Linked DNA regions of Homo sapiens: region 1 is linked to region 2. The links are chromatin contacts, found by POLR2A ChIA-PET in ENCODE. All regions are on one chromosome and are shown on one strand. The core of a region is the stretch at or near the end of the contact, and the rest is flanking DNA. Distances in the headings are between cores, read along the strand shown.

Region 1 (6,929 bases), core at 1,881-4,380, about 70 Mb after region 2:
GACTGCTTAGCAGAGCCAAAAGATAAAACTCAAAGCCTGCAAAGGGCACAGTGGTTGGGGTGAGGTGTGTTATTGAGAAGCAAGCTGATTCCCACTAAAGGGACTGTAAAAACCAGGTACCACAAAAGGCAATATTGAAAGATGGCGCTAAAAGAGAAGGGCTGGTTAAAAGCCAGTAAAGCAGTTAGCTTGACTCCTACTCAAACACCAGCCAGCTAAAACAAAACACAGAACAAAGCCCTTCTCCCCCTATGCACGAGAAAACTGGAGGTTTGAACCACACAGGCTTACACTCAGGATGGAGAGTGGCACAGTACTGAAAATAAGTGGGAAAGAAAGTCTGCAAACTGAACAATGTGAGATACTTCAAGTTTTAAACATTTTTTGTATAGATGGGGTTTCCCACGTTGCCTAGGCTGGTCTTCAACTCCTCGGCTCAAGCAACCCTTCTGCCTCAGCCTCCCAAAGTGCTGGGATTACAGGAGTGAGCTACTGCAGCTGCCTAACTAAAAGCTTTTAATGTTTCTAGGGTACAACGACAGTCTCCCAAGAATTGTGTGTCAGAACATAAGGCCCAAGCTACTTCTAGATGTACTCAAGAGACATTAAGCAACTCAGCCTTCAGGAAGACAAAGGGGAGAAATGGACTAAAAAGAGCAGAATCTAGGGGGCCGCACTGTCTACTCCCATATGGTTATTTAAATTAAATAAAAATCAAATTCGGCCAGGAGCTGTGGCCCACGCCTATAATCCCAGCACTTTGGGAGACTGAGGCAGGTAGCTGGAGACCAGGAGTTGGAGACCAGCCTGGGCAACACGGCAAAACCCCGTCTCTACAAAAAATACAAAAAAATTAGCCAGCCGTGATGGTGTGCACCTGTGGTCCTAGCTACTTGGGAGGCTGAGGCAGGAGAACCCCTTGAACCCGGAGAGTGGAGGTTACATTGAGCCGAGATCACGCCACTGCACTCCAGACCGGGAGAGAGAGTAAGACTCCGTCTAAAAAAAGAAAAAAGAAAGAAATAAAATAAGTTCCTTTGTCGTGCAGGTCACATTTCAACTGCTAGAAACACACATAGGGCGGGTGACTCCCATACTGGACAGCAGAAATACAGAACACTTTTCTCGTCGCACAAAGTTCTATGGAACGGTGCAGTTCTGGAGCTGAAGCTTCCTAACCACTGTAGGCCAGTCGGAGGTGCCTAGAACGAGAGACCATGGGCTGGGCACCCCAAACCTTGAGGATGTCACACAAACGCTGTTTTTTATGTGTGCTGTGAGCGGTGCTTAAAATGTCAACCTCAGACTTGTCATCTTTGTTACTCAGGTTTCAATCAATGGCCACAACAGGCAGGACGAAAGCCCCTCAATTAAAGGTTGAGAAGAGGTGGGCGGGGGAAGTGTTCAAATCTTTGCTCTGGCCGGTGCAGAGGGTCACGCCTGTGATCCCTGGACACTGAAATGCCCAGGCGGATGGATCACTTACGCTCTGGTGTTCCAGACCAGCTTGGGCAACACAGTGAAATTCCCATCTCTACCAAAAAAGAAAAATAGAACAGGTCAGGCGCGGTGGCTCACACCTGTAATCCCAGCACTTTGGGAAGCCGAGGGCAGACCACTTGAGGTCGGAGTCCCAGAATGGCCAATATGGTGAAACCCCGTCTCCACTAAAAATACAAAAACTACCCGGGTGTGGTGGCGCATGCCTGTAATCCCAGCTACTTGGGAGGCTGAGGCAGGAGAATCGCTTGAACCCGGGAGGCAGAGGTTGCAGTGAGCCGAGATCGCACCACTGCACTCCAGCAGGGGCAACAAAGCGAGACTCTATCTCAAAAAAAGAAAGAAAAAAGAAAAATAAAACAATGAGCCGGGCGTGGTGGCGCGCACCTGTGGTCCCAGCTATTGCGGGAAGCCGAGGTGGGAGGATCCCTGGGGCCCGGGAGTTCGAGACTGCAGTGAGCTCTTCCAGCCTGGGTGCAACAGGGAGACTTTTCTTTCTTTCTTTCTTTCTTTTTTTGAGATGGAGTTTCACTCTTGTTGCCCAGGCTGGAGTGCAATGGCGTGATCTCAGCTCACTGCAACCTCGGCCTCCCGGGTTCAAGCGATTCTCCTGCCTCAGCCTCCCGAGTAGCTGGGAAATGGGGTTTCTCCATGTTGGTCAGGCTGGTCTCGAACTCCTGGCCTCAGGTGATCCGACTGCCTCGGCCTCCCAAAGTGCTGGGATTACAGGCCTGAGCCACCGCTTTTCTCTTTATAACACCTTTTTCTCTTTATAACAGGAAAAAGGGAGGAAGAGAGAGGGAGAGGGAGAGGCGGAGGGGGAAGAGGAGGGAGAGGGAGACGGGAGGGGAAGGGAGAGAGGGAAAGAAGGAAATTAAATCCCTGTTCTTTTACTACATGGGGAAAGAAAGACATAGATAGATTAGATAGACAGATTAGATAGATAGATAGATAGATAGATAGATAGATAGATAGATTGATTAGATACATAGATATTAAATCCCTGTTCTTTTACTACATGGGGAAACTTTGGGCGGGTTTCCTAAACTCGGCTCAACTTGTTCTCCTGTAAAACAGGGATAATACAAGTCTTTACTCCACAGTTTCCGTGATGAAATTAAAAATGAAGTTCTTCCATCAACTTTAAAGTGATGAAGTAATCGGCGCTCAGAGCGGGCGCAGGCAACGCCGCTGAGGAGCCCGAGGCTAGGCTCTCGGGGGAAGGGCCGGGCGACCTCCCACCCCGGCCAGGGCAGGCCCCGCAGCAGCGAACTCGGCTCCTTCAGTGATCGCCCCGAGCTCTCGCCTGCCCAGCCCCCACGCCCAGCAACCCAGATACGCGCGGGGGTTCGGGCTCCTTAGCCCCGACCACTGGCGCCGCCCCGAGGGCCCGAATCCCCTCAGGCCGCCGGGTTCCAAGCCCGCGTGCAGCCCACCTCGTGGGGTGTCTCCTGAATCCCAATCCAGGAATCAGGCGTGGGGAGGTTTATCCCGAAGCTAGAGGCCCAAGGCCTGAGGAGAAGCAACACCCCTCCTCACCTGAAACCAGCAGGCCGCGGCCGGGCTCGCGAGCCCGCCGAAGACTCGGTAGTTACCTCGGCCGCACTCCGAATGCACCTACGCCAACTGCCACTTCCGGAGCCGCTCAAGCTCCCGCCAGAGCCGCCGGCAGGCATGCTCCTATTGGACAGAAGCCCTACGCTGTGGCCAATACCCACTCTTCTTCTTCAATGGGTCCCCCGATAGCTGAAGCAGCGGTGCTCTCATTGGCTGGTAGTTCGTCCTGACGAGGCGGGACCGCGCTTGAGGAAGCCTCCTACAATTGGCAGGAATCTACGTCCGTCACCTTGCACCCGCCCCGGAAAAAATGGGAGGTTTTTTTGTTTTTTTTTTGTTTGGTTTTTTTTTTTTTTTTTAGCGCGTTTTATTTGAACTTTCTGGCGGGAGAAAGTTATATGATTTCTCGGTCCATTTTGGAATGGGGATGATGATATTAAAACTGACTCCTGCTGCTTATCCCTAACGCTTTAGTGAAGGAGTTATCTGTATCCAAAGGATAGCAGCTAATCGAATAATTTCAAAATATTTCAATATTTTGAATTTCGGAGCCTGTAAAGAGGCGTAGGACAGTCCAGTTCATATGTATCCTCTCATGGGGTTGAAGAGCTCACGCAAAATACTTTGCCTACATAATCTCTTCAATCTCAAACCGCTGCAAGGGATCTGAGCTACTGAACAGTCTCAAATCACTTGTTAGGGCCGCCGCTCGCCGCCAGCGCCAAAAGAAAGGGGCCCCCGGAATTCTCCAGCTACGTACGAGGAGCGCGAGCCCACAGCCGTCTCGGCTCCGAGCCCGCCGCCGGCAGGAAAGCCACAAAGAAAACTGATAAACCCAGACAAGATGATAAAGACGATCTAGATGTAACAGAACTCACTAATGAAGATCCTTTGGATCAGCTTGTGAAATACGGAGTGAATTGTGGTCCTATTGTGGGAACAACCAGGAAGCTGTATGAGAAATAGCTTTTGAAACTGAGGGAGCAAGGAACAGAATCAAGATCGTCTCCTTCAGCAACAATTTCTTCTTCAGCAGAAAATACAAGGCAGAATGGAAGTAATGATTCTGACAGATATGGTGAAAATGAAGAAGACTCTAAATTGGGCTCAAGTTTGAGAAGAGAGAACCGCTAAACAGGGGAGTAAAGACTCCAGTAACCCTCAAGCAAAGAAGAGTTGAGCACAAGGAGAGCTATTCTCAAGCTGGAATAACTGGGACTGAATGGACAAGTGGATCTTCAAAAGGCGGACCTCTGCAGGCATTATTAACTAGGGAATCTACAAGAGGGTCAAGAAGAACTCCAAGCAAAAGGGTGCACGCTTCAGAATATTTTCGTATAGATGGAGCAGTAATTTCAGCGAGTACTCCCATAGCTGAAACTATAATTGCTTCAAACAACGAATCCTTAATTGTCAATAGGGTGACTGGAAATTTCAAGCATGCATTTCCTATTCTGCCAGTCACTGAATTCTCAGACATACCCAGAAGAACACCAAAGAAACCATTGACAAGAGCTGAAGTGGGAGAAAAAAAACACAGGAAAGAAGAGTAGAAAGGGATATTCTTAAGGAAATGTTCCCCTATGAAGCAACTACACCAACAAGAATTAGTGCTAGTTGCCGCAGAACAATCAAAGGAGCTGCAGGCCGGCCATTAGAACTCAGTGATTTGAGGATGGAGGAGTCGTTTTCATCTACATATGTTCCTAAGTATGTTCCCTTGGCAGACGTCAAGTGAGAAAATACAAAAAAAAGGGACGCTCCATTCCTGTATGGATAAAAATTTTGCTGTTTGTTGTTGTGGCAGTTTTTTTGTGTGTGTTTGGTCTATCAAGCTATGGAAACCAACCATGTAAATCCCTTCTCTAATATTCTTCCTGATGACTCTAGAAAACCCAACTGAATGGTATCTCTTTGGCACATTCAACTTGGTCTTGTATTTTTAGTAACTGTGTTGAAGAACATTCGTGTACGCTTTTTGACTCCAAGAACTAAAAATAATGTGATTTTGCCTCAATAAACGTAGTATTCCATTGGAAAGCAAACAAAAGATATATGAATGGACTTTATTAAAATGTTTTTGAACTTTGGACTAGTAGGAGATCACTTTGTGCCATATGAATAATCTTTTTTAGCTCTAGAACTTTTTTTTTTTTAGACAGGGTCTCGCTCTGTTGCCCAGGCTGGAGTGCAATGGCATGATTTCGGCTCACTGCAACCTCCACCTCCTGGGTTCAAGTGATTCTCCTGCCTCAGCCTCCTGAGTAGCTGGGATCACAGGCACGTGCCACTACGCCCACCTAATTTTTGTATTTTTAGTAGCGGTGGGGTTTCACTATGTTGGCCAGGCTGGTCCTGAACTCCTGACCTCAGGTGATCCACCCGCCTTGGCCTCCCAAAGTGCTGGGATTATAGGCGTGAGCCACCGCGCCCGGCCATAATGTTCATGATCTTGATAGAGTTTGGATTACTCATATGTATGCATTTGTCAAAACTCATCAAATGCTATCTTTAAGATTTGTGCATTTCACACAAATTTTTCACAGCAAAAACTTACCTTCCCACCCCCCCGCCAAAAAAAAGCTCATAGAGAGATAAACTCCAGTTAATGGCATAAATGCTGAAGTGTTTAGGAATGAAGTGCATAAAAAATCAGGATGAATTAATGGCTAGAAAGAGGCACAAGCAGATAAATAGGTATGTGATAAAACAAATATAATAAATTGTTAGTTGTAGAATTTAGGTGGTAGGTATATGGTTGTTCAGAGTACAATTGTACTGACTTTTCTGTGTATCTGGAAATTTTCATACATAAGTGTTGGGAAAAATCAGGTACAGGGCCTTGGAAGGCATCCTGTGCAAGTAAAAGGCCCTGAAGATTAAGCTTTATCAGGCTTATAGTAAATTCACCTATAATAATTGTGGGTCTGCCAGAGTATGAATAATTCATCTACCAGGGAGAATTTTCACTGTAACTCCTACAGTAAATAGAACAAATGATTTTAAAGATGAAAACAGTGGCTGGGCATGGTGGCTCATGCCTGTAATCCCAGCACTTTGGGAGGACAAGGTGGGCGGATCCCTTGAGGTCAGGAGTTCCAGACCAGCAGACCCTGCCTCTGAAAAAAAAGAAAAAAGAAAAAAGGAAGGAAGGAAAATAGTAAAATAGTAATACCTGCCAGTAAGTTCTACAAAATAATCATATTAAGTTTATATTCTTCTGCATTTTTTATTTATAGAAAAAAACCATGTTCTAGGTTTTAAAAAAATCAAGGATAAGTAAAAGATAAAAACATAAGGCCGAGTGTGGTGGCTTATGCCTGTAATCCCAGCACTTTGGGAGGCCAAGGTGGGAGTATCACTTGCGCCCAGAAGTTCAAGACTAGCCTAGGCAACACAGTGAAACCCTGTCTCATAATAATAATAATAATAGTAATAGAAATCAGCCATAATTTTCTTCACCAGAGATGATTACTAGAATACAAGACCCAAATGTATTTTTATTGCTGTCTTCTCAGTGATTGAAACAATGGACAGCACATTTGCTGTTGAATGATTTAGAATGAGTTCTGAAAAAAATGTAACTTTAAAGACAGGGATTAGTGTATCCTAGGCAAAGCACACACCATGAACAAAGGTATAAGATCTAAAATGAGACCAGGTGTGGTGGCTCATGTCTGTAACCCCAGCACTTTGGGAGGCCGAGGTGGGCAGATCACTTGAGGTCAGGAGTTCGAGACCAGCCTGACCAACATGGTGAAATGCTGTCTCTACTAAAAATACAAAAATTAGCCAGGTGTGGTGGCACACACCTGTAATCCCAGACACTTGGGAGGCTGAGACAGGAGAATCGCTTGAACCTGCAAGGCGGA
Region 2 (6,864 bases), core at 1,974-4,473:
GACATGCAACACGTGAATGAATTTCAAATGATTTACGCTAAATGGAAGAAGCCTGCCTACAGTATAATTTCACTTACATGACATTCTGGAAAAGGCAAAATTAAAGGGTTGGAGGTTGGGGCAGAGAGGGAATTTGGGGGACGATAGACCTGTATGACTGTGACGGTGGATCTGTGACTCCATGCCTTTATGAAACCACAGAACTGAACACCAAAATGAATTTTACTGTATGTAAATTTTATTTATTTTTTTGAGACAGTCTCGCTCTGTTGCCCAGGCTGGAGTGCAGTGGCATGATTTCAGCTCACTGGAACCTCTGCCTCCTGGGTTTAAGGGCTTCTTGAGCCTCAGCCACCTGAATAGCTGAGATTACAGGTGTGCGCCATCATGTTAGGCTAATTTTTGTATTTTTAGTAGAGACGGGGGTTTCACCATGTTGGCCAGGCTGGTCTCGAACTCCTCACCTCAGGTGATCCGCCCGCCTCAGCCTCTCAAAGTCCTGGAAATATAGGCGTGAGCCACTGCACCTGGCCTGTAAATTTTAAATATAAATTAATTTTTCTGGAATGGTTATGAAATTGAAAATTTCAAAAAAGTAAAAATAAATTTTTCTGAAAAAAATAGAAAGCAATTCCCCAACAGACAAACCAGGATGTGACTGGTGGCACGCAGCAACCGTCAACTGAATAGGAATCCACTTAGGCATCCTTTGAAGAGAGAGCTATGGGGGGAAATATAACAGGCCGGTGAACTGGTGAGGTAACACTTTCCCCGAGATGGGCCTACATGGGTAACGGCACACCAGGAATCCCCAAATCAAGGCAAGGTCATCAGCTTCCTAGTAGAATCCTTAGGTACAAGAGTGCCAGGAAACAAGGGTAGGAAAGGGAGCAAAGGCGAAAACAAAGGCCTTGTCAGGTTGTGATGACCTACAGGTGCTATGGTAGTTAATAGATGCGATGAGGACCTCAGTTTCTATTAAAGAATGCTTCCAAGCCCCAGGTGACAGCCAAGATGGCTAAAGAAACAAGCCACCAATGTGGGAGACGAACACTTCACAGACCCTTGGTGAAGAGTGTGTGTAGGTGCGGTGGGGCAAGCAAAGCCCTCCTTCCTGGAGCCACCACCTCTTCAGCTAGCAGAGCCCAAGATCGTGCAGTGCCCTTCCCTCACTTTGCAGGTGAGAATCCCACCCTAACAGCCCTGGCCAACGAAGCCTGGATAAGAAACCAAACGAGCTGAGGGTCAGTTCAGAGTCCCTTCCATACCTCCCTCAAGCCTTCACTGGGCATGTCTCTTCCACGCCAAAGGCCTCCTGCAGGGTGAGGCCGTGTTCTCTATTTACTGGAGACTTGCATATCTGACATCCCCAGAGGTCTGAAGGACAATGAGAACCAGACCAAGCGTGACGGACCACTTGAGGCCAGGAGTTCGAGACCACCCTGGCCAAAATGGTGAACTCCCATCTTTACTAAAATTACAAAAATTAGCTGGGTGTGGTGGTGGGCGCCTGTAGTCTCAGTACTCAGGAGGCTGAGGCAAGAGAATCGCTTGAGCCTGGGAGGCGATTGCAGTGAGCCGAGCTCAAGCCACTGCACTCCAGCCTGGGCAACAGAGCGAAATTCTGTCTCAAAAAAAAAAACAAAAAAAAAACACTAAAGTGAAAACTAAAATGTCCCATCCCGAGTGGTGTGGTGTAAAGTAGCATTAGAGATAAGACGTTTTAGTTTTCATTCAACTTTTTGGTTCTGTCCATTCTGAAAATGCTAAGTATCTGTTACCTTTACAGTGAATCCTAAAGAAAATGTGGTACTTAGACACAATGGAGTACTATTCAGCCATAAAAAAAGAATGAGATCCTATCATTTGCAAAAACATGGATGGAAGCGGAGATCGTTATGTTTAGTGAAATAAGCCAGGCACAGAAAGATAAATATTGCATGTTCTCAATTATTTGTGGTTATCTAAAAATCAAAACAACTGAACTCATGGACATAGAAAGTAGAAGGATGGTTACTTCTAGTGTAACCAAGGCTGGGAAGGGTAGTGGAGGGTGGGGATGCTTAATGGATACAAAAAAAACAGAATGAATAAGATCTAGTATTTGATCAAGCCACTGCACTCCAGCCTGGGCGACAAAGCGAGACTCCGTCTCAAAAAAAAAAAAAAAAAAAAAAAGATCTAGTATTTGACCGCACAACAGGGTGACTATAGTCAATATAATCTAATTGCACATTTTATTTATTTATTATTATTTTTTTTGAGACATAATCTCACTCTGTTACCCAGGCTAGAGTGCAGCGGCGTGATCTCGGCTCAATGCAACCTCCGCCTCCTGGGTTCAAGCGATTCTCCTGCCTCAGCTTCCCGAGTAGCTGAGATTACAGGTATGAGCCACCATGCCAGCCTAGTTTTCGTATGTTTAGTAGAGACGAAGTGTCCCCATGTTGGCCAGGCTGGTCTCAAATCCTTGACTTCAGGTGATCCGCCCGCCTTTGCCTCCCAAAGTGCTAGGATTACAGGCGTGAGTGAGCCACCGCGCCCGGCTGCACATTTAAAAATAATTCAAAGAGTATAATCATATTGTTTGTAACACAAAGGATAAATGCTTGAAGGGATGGAGACCCCCATTTTACATGTGATTATTACGAACTGCATGCCTGTATCAAAATCTCTCATATACGCCATAAATATATACACCTACTACGTACCCACAAAAATTAAAAAATTTTTAAAAATCTTAACAAATGTGATGCTGGTGGTAACTGTCACGCCCACAGAGGAGGTCTGTGAAAGCACCCAGGCACCCCCTCTCGCCCCGTGGAACCGCATCGCAAAGGTAGCTCACTGGCCCCGGGGCGGGTCCCTGGCCGACAAACCCGTAACTCACAGCAGTGACGCTTCCCGACGCCCCCCGGCCACATCCCCACAGGAACGCTACGGCGCACAGGGCATTACTGTGCCCCCACCACAACCACATAAAGAAAATGTGGGGGCTCGGTCCTCCAGTCACGCGGCGAGCAAGTGCAGCGCGGGACGCCCGAGCGCCGGGTCTAGGCGGGCTGCAGGTGCCGGCAAGTGCTGGGGCCGGGCCGCCGCGGAACCCACCTGTGCTGGGCCTCAGGCCTTGCGCCGCCCTCGGGCTGCCGTCGCCAACCCCCCCCAAACAGCTCGCCGCCACGCTCCCTCGCCGGGGCACCGCCCCCGGCACCCGCCCCGGAAGTAGTTGCGGGAGGGCGCGGAGCACGCCGGGAAGCTCGCGGGTCGGCACCGGGACAGCTCCCGGGCGCCGTGGAATGCACACGTCCCGCACCCGGACCTTCCGGTCAGCTTCCCGGCTCGCTGTCTGATGCCCGCGGTAGCCAATGAGCTAGTGGTGTTTGTCCTGCTCCGTCCCCGCCCTCCAGGGGAACCAATCCCATTGCAGGAGAGGCAGGACGCGCAAAGGCCCGAAAGAGGAGCTGGGCGGGGTGGGGGGAAGGCGGAGGCAGTCTAGTAATGTAAAGCTCCGCTGAGAGGGAGAGTGCTGAAGAAGGGGACAGCCTCTGTACCTGCGGCGCGGCCCGAGGGGCGGACGCGAGCGGAGTGACGCGCTGGAGGCTGTTTATAGCGCTGTCAGGACAGCGCGGGGAGTGGAGGCAGAGGCCTGAGGTGAGGGGCCTCGGGCCTGCTGCGCCTGCAGGGAGTTGAACAAAACGCGGGGAAATACGGGCTGGGGGTGGGTGAGAGGAGGAGCGATGGGCTTTCCACTTCCACAGCTTTAAAATTTAAAAGCTCGACCCGGGAGGCTGTTGGCGTCTGGTTGCCATAACAACCGGCAGCCTCGTGGCAGGCCGGCTGGGGGCGGGGCTCTGAGAACCGGGGCGGGGCTGTGGCGGGGCTAACAGGCTGCAGCTGAGAAACCCACCCCGAGACGGAGCCGGAAGGCCGTTATTCAGAGGCGGCTCCGAGCCTCCCCTTCGCCTTCTGGATGCTCTGAGCTCCTCAACTTGGCGTTCAGGGCCCTGCATTGTCTGGTCCGTTTTCACCGGAGAGTCCAGCAACTGACACTTTCTTCCCTTAAACCTGTTGGGCGGTTCATTCCTTTGAGCTACTGTACATGCTCTTCCTTCTGCCGGTAATGCCGTTCCCTCCCCTATTGTCTTGTCCGCCTGAAGGGTTTATCAGAGTCTCTGGAGGCCCTCTTCATCCCGACGATTCTGTTGCCCTAAGAAATACTGTGCCCTGAATTGCGGAACAGAGCTCTAGTTACAAAAAACACCCGCTGGCTGTGTGCACCAGATGCGTCCCCAACCCGCTGCTCCCAGTTCAGAGTGCACCAAGCACCTGCCCTATTCCCAGAAGTACAGAGGAAGCAAGCAGCCCCCAATTCACATCTCCTGCCGCTGCCCTGATTGGGGATGAACGGGCACTGACTGCAGGGCCAAAGCCACAGCGGCCTCTCGAGCTGCAGAGTTCTCCTGACACTGGCTCTAGAGGACCCTCACCCCCCAGCTCTCAAGCTCAAGCTCCCCAGCCCCCTGAATAACAGGACCATCTCCTTTAAGACTCTAAGATATAAATGCAGGGGCTGGTCAGAGTAGTGACTCCAAAAAAAAAAAAAAATCACTTAGTGACTCCAAACTGTCAGCCAGGCGCGATGGCACATGCCTGTAATCCCAGCACTTTGGGAGGCTGAGGCAAGAGGATCACTTGAGGCCAGGAGTTTGAGACCAGCCTGGGCAACAGGGAGACTCCATCTCTACAAAAAATAAAAATGTTAGCCAGATGTGGTGGTACACACCTGTAGTCCCAGTTATTCAGGAGGCTGAGGTGGGAGGATCACTTGAGCTCAGGAGGCCGAGGCTTCAGTGAGCTATCATTGTACCACTGCACTCTAGCCTGGGCGACAAAGCCAGACCCTGTCTCCAAAACAAAAAAGCAAGGTGTCTTCTGTTCCTTGGTAAAGGGCAGTAAAGGGTAGTAGGACTTGAAATTCCCCCTGATTCAGAGTCCACTGTTGCTATTTACTAAACACCCTGAGCCTATGAAATGAAGAGAATAGTTATGCTATATGGGGTATATATAAAATATACCTATATATCATTATATATCGTACATATGGCATTCTATATAACATGTACATATATCTACATAGGTATATTTATATCAATACATATATTTGTATATTATTATGTATATATCACTATATACATTATATACCTGCAGGCTCCACATGTGTGCATGAGTGGGAACACACACACACACGTACACACACAGTGCCTGGCACTAACAGGAGCTTGCATAACTAGAAGGAAACTGAGGCAGGTGGTGAGGCCTGCCAGCCTGTTTGGTCTCCTACAGCTGGTAGAGCAGCCCCTGCTCTCCTGACCTTCAGTGGCCCGGACCCTCTTCCATCACCCTGTGTACCCCACAGAGCTCCCCGGATTATGGTGCACTGAGAAGGCATCTGGAAGCCTGGGCCCTCATGGCATCCAACGATAAAGGCATGGCACCCTCGCTGGGCTCTCCCTGGGCCTCCCAGATGGGGCCCTGGGATGCCATCCTCAAGGCTGTCAAAGACCAGCTCCCGTCTCTGGACTCAGACTCCCCTTTGGTAAGCAAGAACTCTCTCCCTGGATGCCTTGTCCTTCCTACCAGAGCAGGCATGACGCTGGCCAGGACAGCTTTGGAGCACTTCTCTGAAGACTTTTCCTGCTGACCTGTGCAGTTTGTTGTCATTTTACTTTAAATCGCATGGCCAGACTCAAAGTTGTGTTTTCTGGGTGCCTATTTCCTTCTTTACTCTTTCTTCTGCCTTGATTGTCATCTCTGAGCATGGGTATTGGTGCTCAGCATCTTGGGAGACCCTTTCAGTGGAGTTTTTGGTGCTGACTTGGAACCCAGGTCAATTTGATGCAGAAGCTCTGTCCTTTCCATTCTGCTATTCTCCACTCTCTCGTGCCAGGACAGGGCCAGAACACCCACTGAGAATGCACAATTCCAGTGCATTGTGATAAGCCTTCGAGGGATTCTGCATTTGTGGTTTGGGGTCCCTGAAATGGCTCTCAAAGACGCTCAGACCAATAGCCCTAGGTGCAGGCATAAGACCCTGCTAAAGATGCTCCTGGCGGGGGCTGCTCAGTGCACAGGTTGGCACTGGGCGTTAAGAGACAGTATGAGGGTTTTAAAAGGAACGGGCAGGGTTTGGGTCCTACCTGGGCACCAGCAACAGAGCTTCAGGGACCTCAGACGTCATCCAGTGCATGACGAGGCTAAGGAGAACCTAAGGGGACCCCACGCCTCAGTGCTCAGGGTGTTTTCACACCTTCAGTCTCATTTGAGAGTATGAGCCCCAACCCCTTCAAGAAGACAAACTAAGCTGTGTAAGTGATGGCTCAGGGTCACAGGGGATGGGGAGGGCTGGACCCTGCTCTTTCAGCTACCACCTCACTGCCCTGTTCATGTCACGAGGCATTAATGAAGCACCTGCTGTATGCGAGGTACTTGCAGAACCAGGAGCCCCAGTCTCACCTCCACGAGGTTGTGCTGCCAAGCCCATTTCTAAACGGTGGCAAGAAGCCGCGCACAGCAAGGCTGACTGGGAGAGAACCGGATCTCCCCCAGGCTCCTGAGCAGCAGGGCTGGACGGGCTGGATGGGCTGGGCGGGCTGGGCTGGAAGTGAGAGTGGAGAGTGGAGAGCGGGGGTGGCTAGGCCCTCAGGGCTCTGCCTGCTGCCTTGTCCTCCAAAAGCCCTCTCATTTGTCCACAGTCGGACTATGGGGAAGAGGAGCTGTTCATCTTCCAGCGAAACCAAACCTCCCTGATTCCAGACCTGTCGGAGGAGCTGGCTGAAGATCCTGCCGATGGCGACAAGTCCAGGG

What was found. ChIA-PET counts read pairs that join two places held with the same protein, here RNA polymerase II (POLR2A).
Region 1: POLR2A ChIA-PET joins it to region 2 with 8 read pairs in CD4-positive, alpha-beta T cell. The contact joins the promoter of RFWD3 here to the promoter of ANKS3 in region 2. POLR2A ChIA-PET finds 5 or more read pairs at or near these places in 2 of 52 experiments (CD4-positive, alpha-beta T cell and activated CD4-positive, alpha-beta T cell).

What each region holds. Positions count from the first base shown.
Region 1 is chr16:74,663,747-74,670,675 of GRCh38, forward strand. RFWD3 (ring finger and WD repeat domain 3) reads right to left here and starts at 3,131. Exons shown (of 13, transcript NM_018124.4): 1 at 3,040-3,131. It also overlaps the pseudogene TMPOP2. RefSeq lists a silencer at 2,661-2,810.
Region 2 is chr16:4,731,048-4,737,911 of GRCh38, forward strand. ANKS3 (ankyrin repeat and sterile alpha motif domain containing 3) reads right to left here and starts at 3,224. Exons shown (of 18, transcript NM_133450.4): 1 at 2,891-3,224; 2 at 465-532. DNAAF8 (dynein axonemal assembly factor 8) reads left to right here and starts at 3,490. Exons shown (of 10, transcript NM_139170.3): 1 at 3,490-3,651; 2 at 5,417-5,596; 3 at 6,753-6,864. The coding sequence starts at 5,468. RefSeq lists silencers at 3,010-3,069, 3,120-3,349.